2 separate regions of the Homo sapiens genome follow, and region 1 is linked to region 2. Evidence: chromatin loops called from intact Hi-C (ENCODE). Cell type or tissue: A673. All regions are shown on one strand. Each heading gives the region's core, and the rest is flanking DNA. Links, peaks and the distances in the headings are about the cores only.

The links. A loop is a pair of places that touch in the nucleus more often than their neighbours do. Peaks named below come from ENCODE experiments on the same cell type or tissue, not always from the same donor. Only the 100,000 strongest peaks of a DNase experiment are listed, where the experiment ranks them.
Region 1: it touches region 2 in a loop (27-fold over the local background); 8 of 110 quality-filtered maps call a loop at or near these places.

Annotation. Positions count from the first base shown.
Region 1 is chr14:49,299,266-49,307,185 of GRCh38, forward strand. No RefSeq gene overlaps it. Among named protein-coding and RNA genes, the nearest start is that of RPS29, 280 kb to the right of the region's middle. In A673, for the core only: no CTCF peak of the experiment used is centred there; a DNase peak (open chromatin) is centred at 4,876.
Region 2 is chr14:47,913,607-47,921,526 of GRCh38, forward strand. No RefSeq gene overlaps it. Among named protein-coding and RNA genes, the nearest start is that of LINC00648, 120 kb to the left of the region's middle. In A673, for the core only: a CTCF peak has its summit at 3,911 (motif pointing right); a DNase peak (open chromatin) is centred at 3,945.

The DNA of each region.
Region 1 (7,920 bases), core at 3,596-6,095, 1.4 Mb after region 2:
ACTGGACTGTCCACTTCTAGGCTGAGAGTCACTGGTAGGCACTAACTCCTTGTCTACAAAGATTTTTAATAAAGAAAAAACATGTAGGGCTGGACACAGTGGCTCACACCTATAATCCCAACACTTTGGGAGGTCAAGGCAGGGAGATCACTTAAGGCCAGGAGTTCGAGACCAGCCTGGGCAGCATAATGAGACACTGCCTCCACATAAAAAATTTAAATATCAGCCAGGTGTGGTGGCGCATGCCTATAGTCCCAGCTACTCAAGAGGCTGAGGCAGGAAGATTGCTTGAGCCCAGGCATTTGAGGCCATAGTGCACGATGATCAATCCTGTACATAGGCACTACATTCAGCCTGGGTGATAGAGTGAGACCTATCTCTAAAATATATATAAATAAATAAATATGTGGGCTGAGACAGGCTGTAGCTTAATTCACAAGTACTTATCAATACATTAAGAGGAATCAGAGCCCCAGAAGTGAGTGTACAAAAGATTGAGATGATTGTTCCTAGGGCAGAGAAGATAGAAAGGTTGTATTTGGAAAATGAGAAGGCTATTTTGGAGTACTAGGAATAGTTAAAGGGATCATCAGGAATGAAGGGGGGCCAGGTGTGGTGGCTCATGCCTGTAATCCCAGCACTTTGGGAGGCTGAGGCGGGTGGATCACTAGAGGTTAGGAGTTCAAGACCAGCCTGGCCAATATAGTGAAATCTCATCTCTACTAAAAATACAAAAATTAGCTGGGCCTGGTGGCACACGCCTGTAATCCCAGCTACTCAGGAGGCTGAGGCAGGAGAATCACTTGAACCCTGGAGGCAGAGGTTGCAGTGAGCCAAGATCACGCCATTGCACTCTAGCCTGGGCAACAGAGCGAGACTCTGTCTCAAAAAAAAGAAAAAAAAAGAATGAAGAGGAAGCAAAATAAGAAGGAAAAAAATGGGATAATGTGCAGGTTTGTTACATAGGTATATGTGTGCCATGATGTGTGCAAGTGCTGCACCTATTGACTCATCCTGTAAGTTCCCTCCCTTCACCCCCCCACCCCATAACAGGCCCTGGTGTGTGTTGTTCCCCTCTCTATGTCCATGTGTTCTCATTGTTCAGCTCCTACTTATGAGTGAGAACATGTGGTGTTTGGTTTTCTGTTCCTGTGTTAGTTTGCTGATGATGATGGCTTCCAGCTTCATCCATGTTCCTGCAAAGGACATGATCTCATTCCTTTTTATGGCTGCATTGTATTCCATGGTGTATATGTACCACATTTTCTCTATCCAGTCTATCATTGATGCGCATTTGGGTTGGTTCCAAATCTTTGCTATTGTAAATAGCGCTGCAATAAACATATTGTGTGCATGTGTCTTTATAGCAGAATAATTCATATTCCTTTGAGTATATACCCAGTAATGGGATTGCTGGGTCAAATGGCATTTCTGGTTATAGATCCTTGAGGAATTGCCACATTGTCTTCCAAAATGGTCGAACTAATTTACATTCCCACCAACAGTGTAAAAGTGTTCCTATTTCTCCACAGCCTCTCCAGCATCTATTGTTTCTTGACTTTTTAATAATTGCCATTCTGACCGGCATGAGATGGTATCTCATTGTGGTTTTGATTTGCATTTCTCTGATGATCAGGGATGTTGAGCTTTTTTTCATATATTTGTTGGCCATGTAAATGTCTTCTTTTAAGAAGTGTCTGTTCATATCGTTTGCCCACTTTTTGATGGGGTTGTTTGCTTTTTTCTTGTAAATATATTTAAGTTTCTTGTAAATTCTGGATATTAGACCTTTGTCACATGAGTAGATTGCAAAAATTTTCTCCCATTCTGTAGGTTGCCTGCTCACTCTGGTGATAGTTTCTTTTGTGAGCACCCTCATCTATTTTGCAATTTTACCAAAGGTAGGAATACCTCTACCAGGTATCTGGCTATGTCCTAATATACCAGATGGAGATTAACTGCCAATGAAACAACTTTGTTTTAAGTTAGGGATTCATGTCTCAGAGCCCACAGAGGAACAAGCCCTCTAGTTTTCAAATCCATGAGAATCTACCTTTTCCTCAGTATCAAGCTCAGTGGAAATCTTAAACTTCATGGAGTTAAACTTAAAATAACACTAAGATCAAAGTGTTTAGACATAAGCCAGCCAAAGAAAACCTCACCTATTCACCCACACTTAGATTCCCAGGTGCCATGTAAACAACTCTGTACTGCTGATACCCAACATAATACAAGAAAGGCTCAAATTTTCAGAGAAATAAATAATTATTCCACAGTTTGGGAAATGAACTTTGTTCGTGTCAAAACTGTTGTAGATTGTACACTTTTCTGTTTCTTGAAGACCTGAAAACACAGAGGGACTCAGGTATGAAATTGAGAGAGTAGATCACTGCGGAGTTTGTTGCAACTGTAGGTCTAGTTAAATGTTGGCTGGAAATGTGCACAAAATACCCCCCCAAAAAAAAAGATTTCTCAAAGGAATAGAGTGATGTGAAAGCTCACGGTCTATTCGTTGGAGAGTTTCCCTCAGATACAGAGCCCCTGATTGAAATTTCATTGCCCAGCAATTTCAGATTCTTCTATATTAAGCAGGCACCAAACCATTCCCACCAAGAGCTAAGATTCGTGAAATGTTCTAACAATTTTAAATTGCTCTCTTCCACTCATGAACTGACTTCCCAATCAACCTCCCATTCCAGAGCATATTAAGATGGCAGGAATTTTGTGAATATTAAATCACTGTGAATCATGCATGGTAATTTAAAACTATTACAGACTAATGTTTGATTGAGAAAAGTATTCTAATTGGAAAAATGATAGAAAAGTTAGTCTAGTTCAATGCTCCAGGACATATTGAAAGAAACTGTGGCTAAAAAGCATTACTCAATTACACAATAATTCTTGCCTCTGTGTCTACGTCCTTGTTGAGAGAGGAGAACCCACCCTTACCCCTCTTCATGGAGCATTAGGCAATCTGGAGAGGAAGTTACTGGGAGTGAACCCTGCTGAAAGAGAACATCCTGGAGGCAAGGATGGGCAACCCAGGTGGCTGAAGAATGGTAAGCAAAGGAAAGACTGAAAGGCAAGTGATAAAAAGACCAATCTTGGGAAGCATTTGTAACCACAGGAAGGGAGACAGAAGCAAGGACCTAACTAGGAATACACATAACTCAACAAAAGCCAGCAGGAATGAGAGCCAATCAATATGTCAAGTTGGAGATGGGTCAGAGGAAATGATTCAAAACTAAGCTCAGGAACCATACAAGTGCTACTTTCACATGGTCCATGTTGGGGGTAAGGAGGTGAGTTGGGTGGCTCACAGTACCAATGCAAGTTGGGTAATAACCCCCAGTGGCTTAGACCAAGGGATGCAACTCAGGATTGGCCCAGGATTGCACTCTCAAATTGTGTTTGTGTTCCTCTAATGTGTCAAAGTATATGCAAAATTCCAAGATAAACATGGCATGTAAAGTGTCAATTGTCCTAGGTGCATAACTTAAACGCTATTCTCATTTTAAAGCAATCCAGGATATACTATGCAGCAGAATCCAAAATTTGCACTAATTTCTAATAAAATAAGTGGCTTGGAAAACTGCGGTATTATCAGAAGACAGGTCTGTATTGGGCTCTGTCTTGAAGCTCCCTGGGGACACTAATTCTATTTTACCAAAAAGGGAACTTCACTCTAAGACTGGACAAATGTGTGAATACAGTTGGACCCACTGAGGTCACCTTTTCTCAAACAAACAAGACTCAAGTAAACAACGCCTAATCTCCCATGATCTATTTTCTGCCTTAGGCAGACGCACATGCCTCTTTTATTTGGATATGAATTGAAAACCAAAGTTTGGAAAGCAGATTCTGAAGCCCACAGAGCCTGGAGCTCATGATGCTCTCTGAGAGACTGTGTTTGCAAGCATGCCCCCTACACCCCATCAAGAGTCTCCAGCTTTAATGGTCTGTAGAAGTTGAATAGAATTGCCTAAGGGAAAATGCTATTCTTTTGCAACACAACACACAGCTCCTCATTCATTTGAGATTTACAATGTGTAATTATATAAAGATCTACAGCTAACACTGTGTGGAACTGCCAATTGTCACTTTGTGGATTTTGCTTAACCTGTGACGGTTATAGAGTTAAATCATTCTTGGCATAAAAAGGGTTAAATTCATGAAATAGTCACATGATGTTTACTAAGTTGTCTCTAGCAAATACTATGTAAGAAAATAACATGAAAATTATTTCCTCAGCTAGAAATTCAGATAAAAAGGGAGGTCTTCCACAAGAAGGAAGGGGAGGGGGGATTAACAAAGATGCTTCAGATTAATCCTTAAGAAAATGCCATCTCTTTCCAATCTCTAAGCTGATGGGGGTTGGGTGGAGACAAGAGACAGAAGGACAAACCAGAGCTGTGCCAGAAGAAAGCCAGTTTCTATTCTTGTTCTCCAAGTCAGTGAGAGCAGACACCTTAAAAGTCACACACCAAGAATCAAAACGTGACCACTTATATTTACCCAACCCAGGGACCCTAAGGAAGCTAAGTTCTATGTACCCAGTTTGGAGAAATATGAGATTTCCAAAGCTGCTCCCAGATTTCATGACCTGTTGAGGAGGCATATGAAGAGGAATTTTAGTTCAAACACTGCCTAGAGGAAATTATAGGCACTTTATAGTAACCCAAAAGGAGCATATGACCTAAGTCTGAGCAAAGGAAGTCTGAAGAACTATATCCTGTCTCAGAGATTCAAAGCTGCTAGAAGGAAACCTCAGAGTAGATCAGTTTCCCAGGCTCACTTTCCTGGTGAACCCATTTTCCTTAAGAGACTCGCCCTTGAAGAACTCAACAAGGAAAGTGCTGTGAGCTGTCCTCCACTGTGGTGCTGAAATATGAAGGCTGCTCACCAAGACACCAATATACCATTGAAGGAGATGGGAAACAATGAGGAGTAGCTGTTGTTAGAGTCCACATAGGTTTCCAAAAGGAGCTGTGATCACAGAGTGCCACCCCCACTCGCCTCTGAGCTGCTGTCGCTGAGAACAAGTGCCAAAAAATCAGCAGGCAGTCCCCTCGGCTGGGAGCTCCCACGGGCTGGATTGTCCCTGGAAGCAGTAGTTTCAGGCTAAGCAGAAAAGGAGAGGACATTTATTCCTGATGGATTTTTTCATCTCTCCCTGCCACAGCAATACAATGACATTATTGTAACATCCAAAAGGAAAATATCTTCTGATATGTTTATTGATGGGTCTTCTGATAAATTCACTAAAGGAAAAGGACAATTTTACATTAAATAATTCCACTGAGATTAGAGACCTCAAAACTTTGGGCAGGCTCTACTGTATCTTGAGTATATTAACTCAAGCTTCTGACTCCCTAGGGCCCAGAATGTGACACTGGAAAAGAACATTATACATAACAAGACGTGATCAATGGGCCATTGCTTTCCTAACTGCTCCAAACCTCATCTGTAAACAATGGGTAATAATATCCTCCTCATAGTAAGCTGTGGTGATTAAATTAAATTATTTTTAAGATATTGGACAAAAGTCCCTGTCATATTGGCTGGGCAATAGTAGATGCTTATTAATAGAGAACAGCATATGAAGAAACCAAGGGTCAGGGAAATGTGTAAATTGCCCTTCATATACATCTTTATTATAACATTTATTATGATATTTTTCAATTATAATGATCCAACTGTATGTCTCCTCTATGAAAACAAAATCATATTTATTCAAATTCCTTTGCCCTGCTCCTAACATTTTTTATTGCATGCTTAGTAAGTATGTTTTGAATTAAGTTTACTTGCATTTCCTACAATTAGACTTGAAGCATGATAAGAGGACAGCAGCCACACAATTATCTGGGCAGTCTCCAGTCTTCCTGCCTAATACTTAGAAATTTCAGTGAACTATAACAGCAGCTACCCCTCACCATCTCTCATTTCTTTAGACATCTCTTTGGCATTAGCAGACAGTCTGACACGTCTGGTCCACCGCACCCTCATATTGCATTACTACTGTCCACTTTCCATGCCTCAAGGCTAATCATAGAAAAATATTCCATTCTTTAGATGTGCTTTCTGTATTGCCCATAAGTCAAACAGCAGCAAAGGGAGGAAATAAAACAGAACAAGTGAGAAAGAAATGTATTTTTTTTCTGCTCTCACACTTGTGAGCACAGCTCCTGGACACTTCAGCTATAATTATTTTTTATTTCTGGACAAAACTAAAGTTTCACTGAAGGAACAATGTGATAACTTTCCTATAGATTTCCATATGTAGGATTTGAAGTTTTTTAATGTTTACTAATAAATTAGTAAAAAAAAAAAATCTATACTCCAAAGAGTATATCTGCTCTCCAAAGAGATCAGATGATGTTTCCTAAATACATTTACTAGCTTTAGCAAAAACTTAAGTCCTGCTAAGTTCTGGAATTGCTCATTATTTCAGATGTCCATTTTACAGTTCTGTATATCGCCTCTAAAGTGACCATCTCTAGACACTTCTTTCTTTTAATTCTGTTACCTACGTATAATTCCAGATTGGTAGAGAGGCTTGTAGAGATGGTACTAAATGAATTACCCAGACCAGAATGAACCCTCTTGCTATGCTCATATTTATTATCATATACACTTGCAGCTTCTAAGCCCCACACTTAAAATTGTTAATATGTAGGAGGTGTACAGCAACACAGACCATACAAGAGCTGAGTCATTAGTATGCATAACTAGAATTGAGAATAAAAACATGCACTATTTGATCTTGGACCTAGACATAGCTTCATAGTAAAAGGTAGGTATTTTTGGATCTTTGATGCAGATAATCAAAGGGAGAAAAAAAAAATCCTATGGTGTTTGATCAGGTCTCAAAAGGAAATTAACCATGGCTGTTCCATTAAACAACTTGGGGGTTCCAAACTCATTTTACAGAAATATATAGCCTATATTTGATGCTAATTTCAGATGCTGCTGTAAGTATCTGTGCTGTTATGACTAAGCCATTGCAGAAAAGAAAGGTGAAAAAGAAATGAGTCCCTACCACGGTTAAAAACTGAAAAAACATTGAGAAAGAGCTCCACCTACTGGAATGTTTTTCTACAACTGAAGACCTATAAAGTTACCCTCAAACTTTTCTAAAATAAAACTTCAATAGGGTCATAGGTCAGATAACAGGTAACATCCTTTGAAGTTGCTTAACCCTCTGATTTCAGGTTGCACTGAGAGGCAGAGAATTTTTCAAGAAAATCAAAGGAAATTTTTGTAATTAATTGACTTATTTCATCTACTGGTTCATAGATTGTATTATGGCAACCAGATCAATATTATATAGAAAAAAGAGGGGATTTTTAAATTGTATTTCTATGTGGCCAAGTAGAGCTAATAGCAGTAGTGTCTAGCATTTGTATAAGTCTTTAGTTCATAAAGCATTTATATGTATATATATATATCATTTAATAATATCTAGCAACCACATAGTTTCCACAATTAATATTCAGCATATCACACCAGTATTACACACTTAAAGCATTCATCCTGATTAGTGAGTGCCTATTCAGTGCCAGCTGTTAAGATATTTTTAATATTGCCCTTGACTTTATTGCATCCTGATTCACGTAAAACTGAATAGAAAAGGGAATATTTGAGTAATTTTCAATCAATAGATAAATATTTTCTTTAATCTATCCTCCCAATACCAACCCCTCACACATGGCCCCTAAATCAATGTTTGCGCTGGGGAGGGGAGGAGGGATTCTGCCCTCCAGTTCTAACCATGCTTCCCCTCGGAAATATCCTTCACAGGATTTACACACACACACATTTACTTTCAAATGGAAATATCCTTCACAGGATTTACATACACACACACACATTTACTTTCCCTAACTCTGAGGAAATCTCAACTCTTTCATTCAATTGGCT
Region 2 (7,920 bases), core at 2,490-4,989:
ATTGTCATCTAGACTTACTAAATAAATTTGAGTCATCTCTTTACAGATACAAACTGAAGGCAGAGGAGTTGATGAAATTTATATTAAAAACTTTTAGAAAAATGAGAAACTGGCCTAATATTTAATACTATAAATGGAGTCTACGTTTTTTTTTTCTATAAAGGGCCAGATAGTAAATATTTTAGGCTTTGTAGGTCAAATGGTCTCTGTCACTACTACACATTTGCCATTGTAGTGCTAAATTGGCCACAGTCAATATATAAATGAATGAGCATTATTATGTTCCAATAAATTTTTATTAGCAGATATTAGGAAGCAAATTGGACTTGACCCATGGGCCGTGGTTTGCTGACCCATGAACTAGGATTCTGGATCTAAATATCAGATAAGTGAAAATAAATTGGTAAAGATGTGGGAGAAGGCAGAAAAGATCAATTGAGAGTTGTGTTAGAGACACAGATAGAAGAGAGAATGCAAAAAAGATAAAAATTTTACAAATTTAAAAATCCCATTTGAGTTAGCCACATAATAGTCATTGATCACCTTGTTAAAATCCATTTTAAAGATATAGTAAAAAGTGAATGATGGTAATGGGTTGAAGAAAGAGTGGAAAGAGGGTAAATGGGCACAGTAAATACAAATAACTCTTTTATGAAAATTAGACACGAAGAGGACAGGGATAAAATGTACCTGGAAAGAAAAGGGTTTTCTCAACATGAATGTAAAGTGGATCTAAAATAGTCATTTACATCAAGATTGTATGTAGTCAGTATGTAGTGACATGTTTATGCACCCTATTTCAAGCTCCTTACTTCATTTTGTTCTCGCTAGTTTATGCTAGAGGCTTTGAGACTTGGTACAGCAACTGCAGATGACAATGTCAATGCTCAACAAAGATCTCTTTTCTGAGCCCTACTCATCTGTAAGGGCGTTAAGACCATTTTAGGAATAGACTTCTTTAGGATATGGGGTGGGGAAACTATTTCTTTCAGTGATTATATCTTGTACTAGTGACAGTTCTGGGTAACAAAACAACAAAAGTGAATGACTTTTATTAAATGTAGGGGTTTTATGTTAATTTGTTAGTAAACCAATTGTAAGCTGGCACCCCTGCGGATTCAGAAACCTAGTTAAACTTGATTTGTAATCTTGGAGAATCAGGAGGGCTCCTTGTAACTGCTGAAGATTAGCTTGTAGTTAACATGCCTATGTTATCCTCTGTTTCCACCCTGTTCTCCATCAGTCTGGAACAAATAAGCAGGTGCTTCACCATTTTCCACAAAATATTCCTTGCACCTTGATATGGTTTAGCTGTGTCCCCACCCAAATCTCATTTGAATTGTAACTCCCACAATTCCCACGTGTCATGGGAGGAACCCAGTGTTAAGTGATTGAATTATGGGGGCATTTCTTTCCTTTTTTGTTCTCATGATTGTGAATGAGTCTCAAGAGATCTGATGGTTTCATAAGGGGAAACCCGTTTCACTTGACTTTCATTCTCTCTTTGCCTGCTGCCCATTCAGGTAAGACCGGACTTGCTCCTCCTTGCCTTCCGCCATGATTGTGAGGCTTCCCCAACCACGTGGAACTGTAAGTCCAATTAAACATCTTTCTTTTGTAAATTGCCTTGTCTCCGGTATGTCTTTATCAGCAGTGTGAAAACAGACTAATACACACCTATAATTTATTGTATTTGTTTTCTGTAAATAACCACTTTCCATGACTTTTCTTTATTCAGCTTTAATCTGCTACACTTTCCTCTGCATGTGCTCCCTAGTTTTCTGGAGGGAACATACTCACTTTTCCAACTGTCTCAAGACAAATGCTTTTTGAGAACTTTTCCCTTTTTCTCCTTAAGAGAGAAGGTGCACAAACTACTAACAGTATAACAATTTCTGTATCTCATTACATTTGTGTTCACTCTTCTCTGGAAAAAATTGAGCACAGGATTTATGATAAGGGGCTTTCTCTCAGCCAGATTTTTGACCTTATTTAAAAGGCACTCCAAATTCCTACTTAAGTTTATCTTTCAATTAAAAATGCACATTAAAGACAAGTGCAAACCTGCAGAACTGCCTTAATTTTCTTCTCTCCTTTACAACCTGAATTACATAAAGAATTAATGCAGCATTTTAAAGTAGCTAAAATACTTCCATGTTGTAGCTTTAGGCAAGCGTTGTCCTTCACACTGCTTACATTGCAGCTTAATATTATCTAAGGACAATGGGCACCTTTAATGTACTCAGTTATTTACTTTATTAAGTATACCTTCATTCTAGCCTTAGAGATTGATGACTATTTAGAGTTCTAATTTATGTAAAATGTTAAATCCATATTTTAGACAAATTCATACTGATGAGGCCAAACTCAGAAAATATCTTTGTTTATATGTGACCTGAAGCCACTTTACATCCCATTGATAATGCTGTCAAATCTTTAGCTATGTAACTATTTTTAGAATTCCAATTTCTTTCAGAAGACGATGCTATATTTTTATCAATCTTTTATAGAGAATGGATATAAATTACCTATGCCATGGAAGTTAAGACCGACATAGGTATGGATTTGAATCCCAGAATCAGAATTAAGAGAGTAAGATAACTATGTGTTACTAGCAAAAGCTATAGATGCAGAAAAAGGTATGCTACCTAGCTTTTTAATTATTTCAACTGTTTTTGAGAAAAAAGATCAAGGACTCAAGCATCCTTTGTCCTGCAATACTCTGGAAAATGTCAGGCTTCTACTTATTAAAGACAAAATAACTGAAGACTTTATGATCTTGTCCCCCAATACCGAGCCTAGCAGATGCACCATAACCGTGAATATCCTCCAGCCAATTTTATGTGTTTTAGAAATTACATATTCTATCAATAATTCAAGGATAAAAATGATGGTAACTGGAGATGAGGCAAAGCAGGCTCCCGAGAGTATAAGAAAACAGATGAACAACAACCATTGTTCTGGCCAGAAGTCTAAGTGAAAAAGAGTTTTAGAGTACATTAAACTCACCTGGGGCAGGGGGTTTAAAAAATTCTGATACTCAGAATGTACCCAGATCAATTAAATCAGAATTTCTTGGCGTGAGACCCAAGTATAGGTATATTCTTAAAGTTATCAGGTAATTCTCATATGGGCTAAGCTTATGAATCATACATTTAGAGACTTTGGCAAATAAATGTTACAGACATCAGTGAGAAATAAATTTAATATTGTATCTAATTCTGCACACTTAAGCAAGTTTTATGTGTTTTTAGATTTAAAAAAATCCATATTTAAAGACTATTGACCTGATACTTGCAAATAGGATCAGTAGAATTTATTGGAATTATTTGATTGTGACAAGAAAGATCTGACTTGTCCTAATGACTAATCAACAACAAAATTGGGCCAGAGCAGATAATTCTAAGAATAAGAAGAGTTAGCTAATAAGCTAGAGGTCATTGTATCTACTTGTACCTAGGTATTTATATTTCTTTAAATTTTGCGCTAATTTTGAATGTCAATTAGATAACTCCAAAATACTATTTTTTTTTGTTTTGCCATTTACATAAAAATTAAAACATTTAAATTGAAAGGCATGCAAAACACTTTTTTCTAAATGAATATCATTGTTTCAAGACTTGCTTTTTCAACCAAAGAGCTTATGACCAATACCTTGAGTCAGATTTTCCTATTTCAGGGTTTCTTGAAATGTGGTTTATAGTTCACATGAATCACAGTAACACTGTCTATTAAAACTGAAGGTTCGTGATCTCTGCCTCAGATATACAGAATCATAATCTCCTAGTGAGAGGCTTTGTAACTTATTTACAATCTTCCCAGGAGATTTTGATACACACTAAATTTTCAGAATCTTTGCCTTACTTCCCTCGAAGTAAAACTCTAGATTTATACTTTCAGCAGTAGGATTAAATGTTTACATGCCACAGAAGGCCAGGAGAGGGCAGCAGAAAGCTGAAATTTATGGGAAAAAAAGGGAAGACTTGACCTTGGAAGTCCCCTAAAATTTGAGAGAACATACATCTAGAAAAATAGGTAAGAGTTTGTAACTGCGACTAAAAAGTAAATCTATTGGACCATTTTGGTAGGTAATTTAAAAAGAGAGCTGAAAAAGGTGAGAAGAGTTCATTCAAAACCATTTGTCAAAGTGGAAAGCAACTCAACTGGAAAACATGCCTAAGAAACTGATTTTTCGGCCATGAATATGCCCAGAATGAAGAAGACAGGCACTAGAGGAAAGGTACTAGAAGAAACAAGCTGAACAAAAAAGTACGACAAGTTAGTGGAGATGACTGTGAAAACATAATTCCATTGATGTATTAACTCATTTCCTTAAGAAAAAAATAATGGTGTTGATGATGCTGAGGAAATAAAATTTTAATTATAAATACGACAAAAGGAAAATAGCTAGTCTGTGACTAGTGACTAGTATTTGTTATGTAGTGATGGCAGATGGTCAAAAGATTACAGCTATTTTCAGAAATGGTTTAGAAGAAAAGAGGGTTGTCTTTTGATGAAAAGCTAGACTTTATTTATTTTAAGAATAGCTGACAACAAACACTTAATTGGAGGAAGTTTTTTACATTGTTGTAAATATTCTGCTGTATGGTAGTTAGGAAGGAAAATACAAACGAATTTTTTTCAGAAATCATTAATAGCCAATTGATCCTCAAGTTGAAAGAGAAATTAAATACTTATATATGGTCTCAGAAAGATAGTTTATAGGAAAAACAAAGTAACTATAAAGCTATCATAGTATATAATGCAAATATAAGACAGTCTACAGATATGAAAACCTGTTTGATGAAACTGAAACACTTGAGGTACTTCTACTAAAAGGCCCCACCATATATATATATGGTATATATATATATTTGGTATATGTCTATATATATAATACATATGGTATACATATATATTTGGTATATATATATTTGTGTGTGTGTATATATGTGTATATGTGTGTGTATATAGATATACACATATATACACACACATATATATACACACACATACACACACATATAAAAATATGAAAATGAAATGTATTTGATTGAATAATTTTAAGTGAAGAATTTAGGAGAATGTAAGAAGGTGTAACTAAACTGTGTCAAATGAACAATCAAAATATCTGTCAAAAGTATCCTATAATGATAATATAAATATAACAAACCAAGGACACAGGGTAAGAAGAGAAAATTGATGGGTTAAAATCCATCATCTTTTCAGTGCATTTTCATTACACTAAAAACTTAGGGAACCAAACACAAAGGCAGAGAGAGTTAGACAGGATTAGCCGCATTCTGTTCTTCAAAAAGCTCTTAAAAATAATGATTCTCAAAAAATAAGAAAGTAATATATTCTCAAAAGCAATAGTAGTAATAATTTGCTGAAGTTGCTTATCAGCTTAAGAAGCCTTTGGGCTGAGACGATGGGGTTTTCTAAATGTGGATCATGCTGTATGCTAACAGAGACAGTTTGACTTTTTTTCTTCCTATCTGAATACCCTTTCTTTCTTTCTTTCTCTTGCCTGATTGCCCTGGCCAGAACTTCCAAAATTGTGTTGAATAGGAGTGGTGAGAGAGGGCATCATTTTCTTGTGCCAGCTTTCAAAGGGAATGCTTCCAGCTTTTGCCCATTCAGTATGACATAGTGGGTTTTTCATAAATGGCTCTTATTATTTTGAAGTATGTTCCATCAATACCAAGTTTATTGAGAGTTTTTAACATAAAGGAATGTTGAATTTTATCAAAGGCCTTTTCTGCTTTTTGTTTGTTTTTCTTTTAACAGTCAGGTTCCTCTTCTGTAAGACTGCTGAGATTTGCTGGGGGTCCACTCCACACCCTATTTGCCTGGGTTCCTCCCGCACCTGGAGATGTCACCGGTGGAGGCGGCAGAACAGCAAAGATGGCTGCCTGCTCCTTCCCCTGGGATCTCCATCCCAGAGATGCACCGACATGATGCCAGCAGGAACGATCCTGTATAAGGTGTCTGGTGACCCCTGTTGGGGGGTCTCACCCAATCAGGAGGCACTGGATCTGGGTCCTGGTTAACGAAGCACTCTGGCTGCCCCTTGGCGGAGAGGGTGCCCCGCACAGGGTGAAATCCCACTCATCCAGATTGCCTGGATTCTTCAGAGCCAGCAGGGGGAAAGACTAAGTCTACTGATTTATGGAGACCATGGCCACCCCTCTCCTTGAGGGCTCAGTCTTAGGAAGATCAGAGTTCTTTCCCTAAACCCCTGGCTATAGTTGCTGAAATTCCTGCAGGGCGGTCCCACCAGTGAGGAGGGATGGGTGCAGGTCTGGCCTAAAGAGGCAGTCTGGCCACAATCTGCCATAGCTGCTGTGCTGTGCTGTGGGAAATTCCTCCTGGGTCCAAACTATCCAGTCTCCTCAACACTGGCAGGGGAAAAACGGCAGACAGGAGCTTCAGTGATGGCTGCTGCTCCTCCCCCAGGAAGCTCAGTCAACTTAGGCAGCAGGCAGCCACAGTGATGGCATCCGCCCCTCTCCCCAGTTACTTGGTAGCCTTAGGCAGTTTCCGGCTGAGTGGCTGCTGAGAATCTGCACGGCTCTGTGCTTGGTACCCAAGGCCCTGGTGGCATGGGCTCATGAGGGGGATCACCTGATCCACTGGTTTCACAGATCTGTGGAAAAAGTGTGGTTTCTCAGGCAGGGTAGCATGATCACTCACCACCTCCCTTGGCTGGGGGTGGGGGCTCCCTTGCCCCATGTGGATCCAGGTGGGCCGTCGCACCATCCTGCTTTTCTTTGCTGTCAGTGGGTCATGCCAACTATCTAGTCAGTCCCAATGAAAGAACCTGGATACCTCAGTTGCCAGTGCAGGATTCACTTGCCATTTTCATTCTTCTCAGTGAGATCCTCTGACTGCAGCTGCTTCTAATGGGCCATCTTGGCCCCTATCTTGGTTTTCTATAAACATTTATTTTGTGTATGTAACCCTAGAATGTTGTATAAAGGATAGTTATGCCAGCTTAGACAGAAGCATGATACACTCTTTACCTATATTCAGATAAATTTAAAAAGCTTTGTATGGCTGCTGAGATGACAAACGGATGAATTGTCTGTTGTCTATTAGGCATAACCACCACATGCAAGACTGGAAACACTTCATTATTATATTCTTTCCTATATGGATCCAGATTAGACTTTACCAATGAGAGGAACTAGCGCAGGATTTGGGAAACAGAAGTGAAGCAAAGGCTGTAATTCTAAAGAGAACATAGCTGTCAGACTGCCAGATACAGTGGCTTCATCTACACATGGTGGCTTCACAGGCTGTTCCATCAGTTACATATCACAGGCTTTCCCACCAGTTACACATATAGTAATGAACTATATAAAACTGTCTATAAGCTCCCAATTCATGTCAGTTTGGTAGCTAAACATTTTTCCCCAACCCACAGTAGCTTTTCAACTTACTCCAGTGCATCAGACTAAAGTAGTAATGACCTTTTTTATAATCTTGTTGTAGCCTTCCAGATCTTTATTCCTCAAATCTCTCCCACATCTGTGCAAACTCAGATTCCTATAATAAAGTGCTTCATCTGTAATAATTTTGGTTGGCTCTGTTTTACTGTTCAGGATTAATAATAGTGCCACTCTATACCATATTGGAGCCTTAGTCAAATGGGAAAAATAAGTATTACTCATTATTCTTTAAATTATTATTTAAATTGTCATTATTTAAATTGTTTTAATAATTTAAATATTATTTAAATTATTATTTAGAATTTTAATATTTTTCTCACGAATTTAAAAAATCTAATTGATTTATTTAAATATTACTTGAAAATATTTTTGATCCAGAGTTTTTTTTGGTGCACCTTAACTTTTGCTCCCAAGGAGAGTCCCTGACTCACCTCACCTTGGTCCTCACCCTGGCCCCAGAATATGT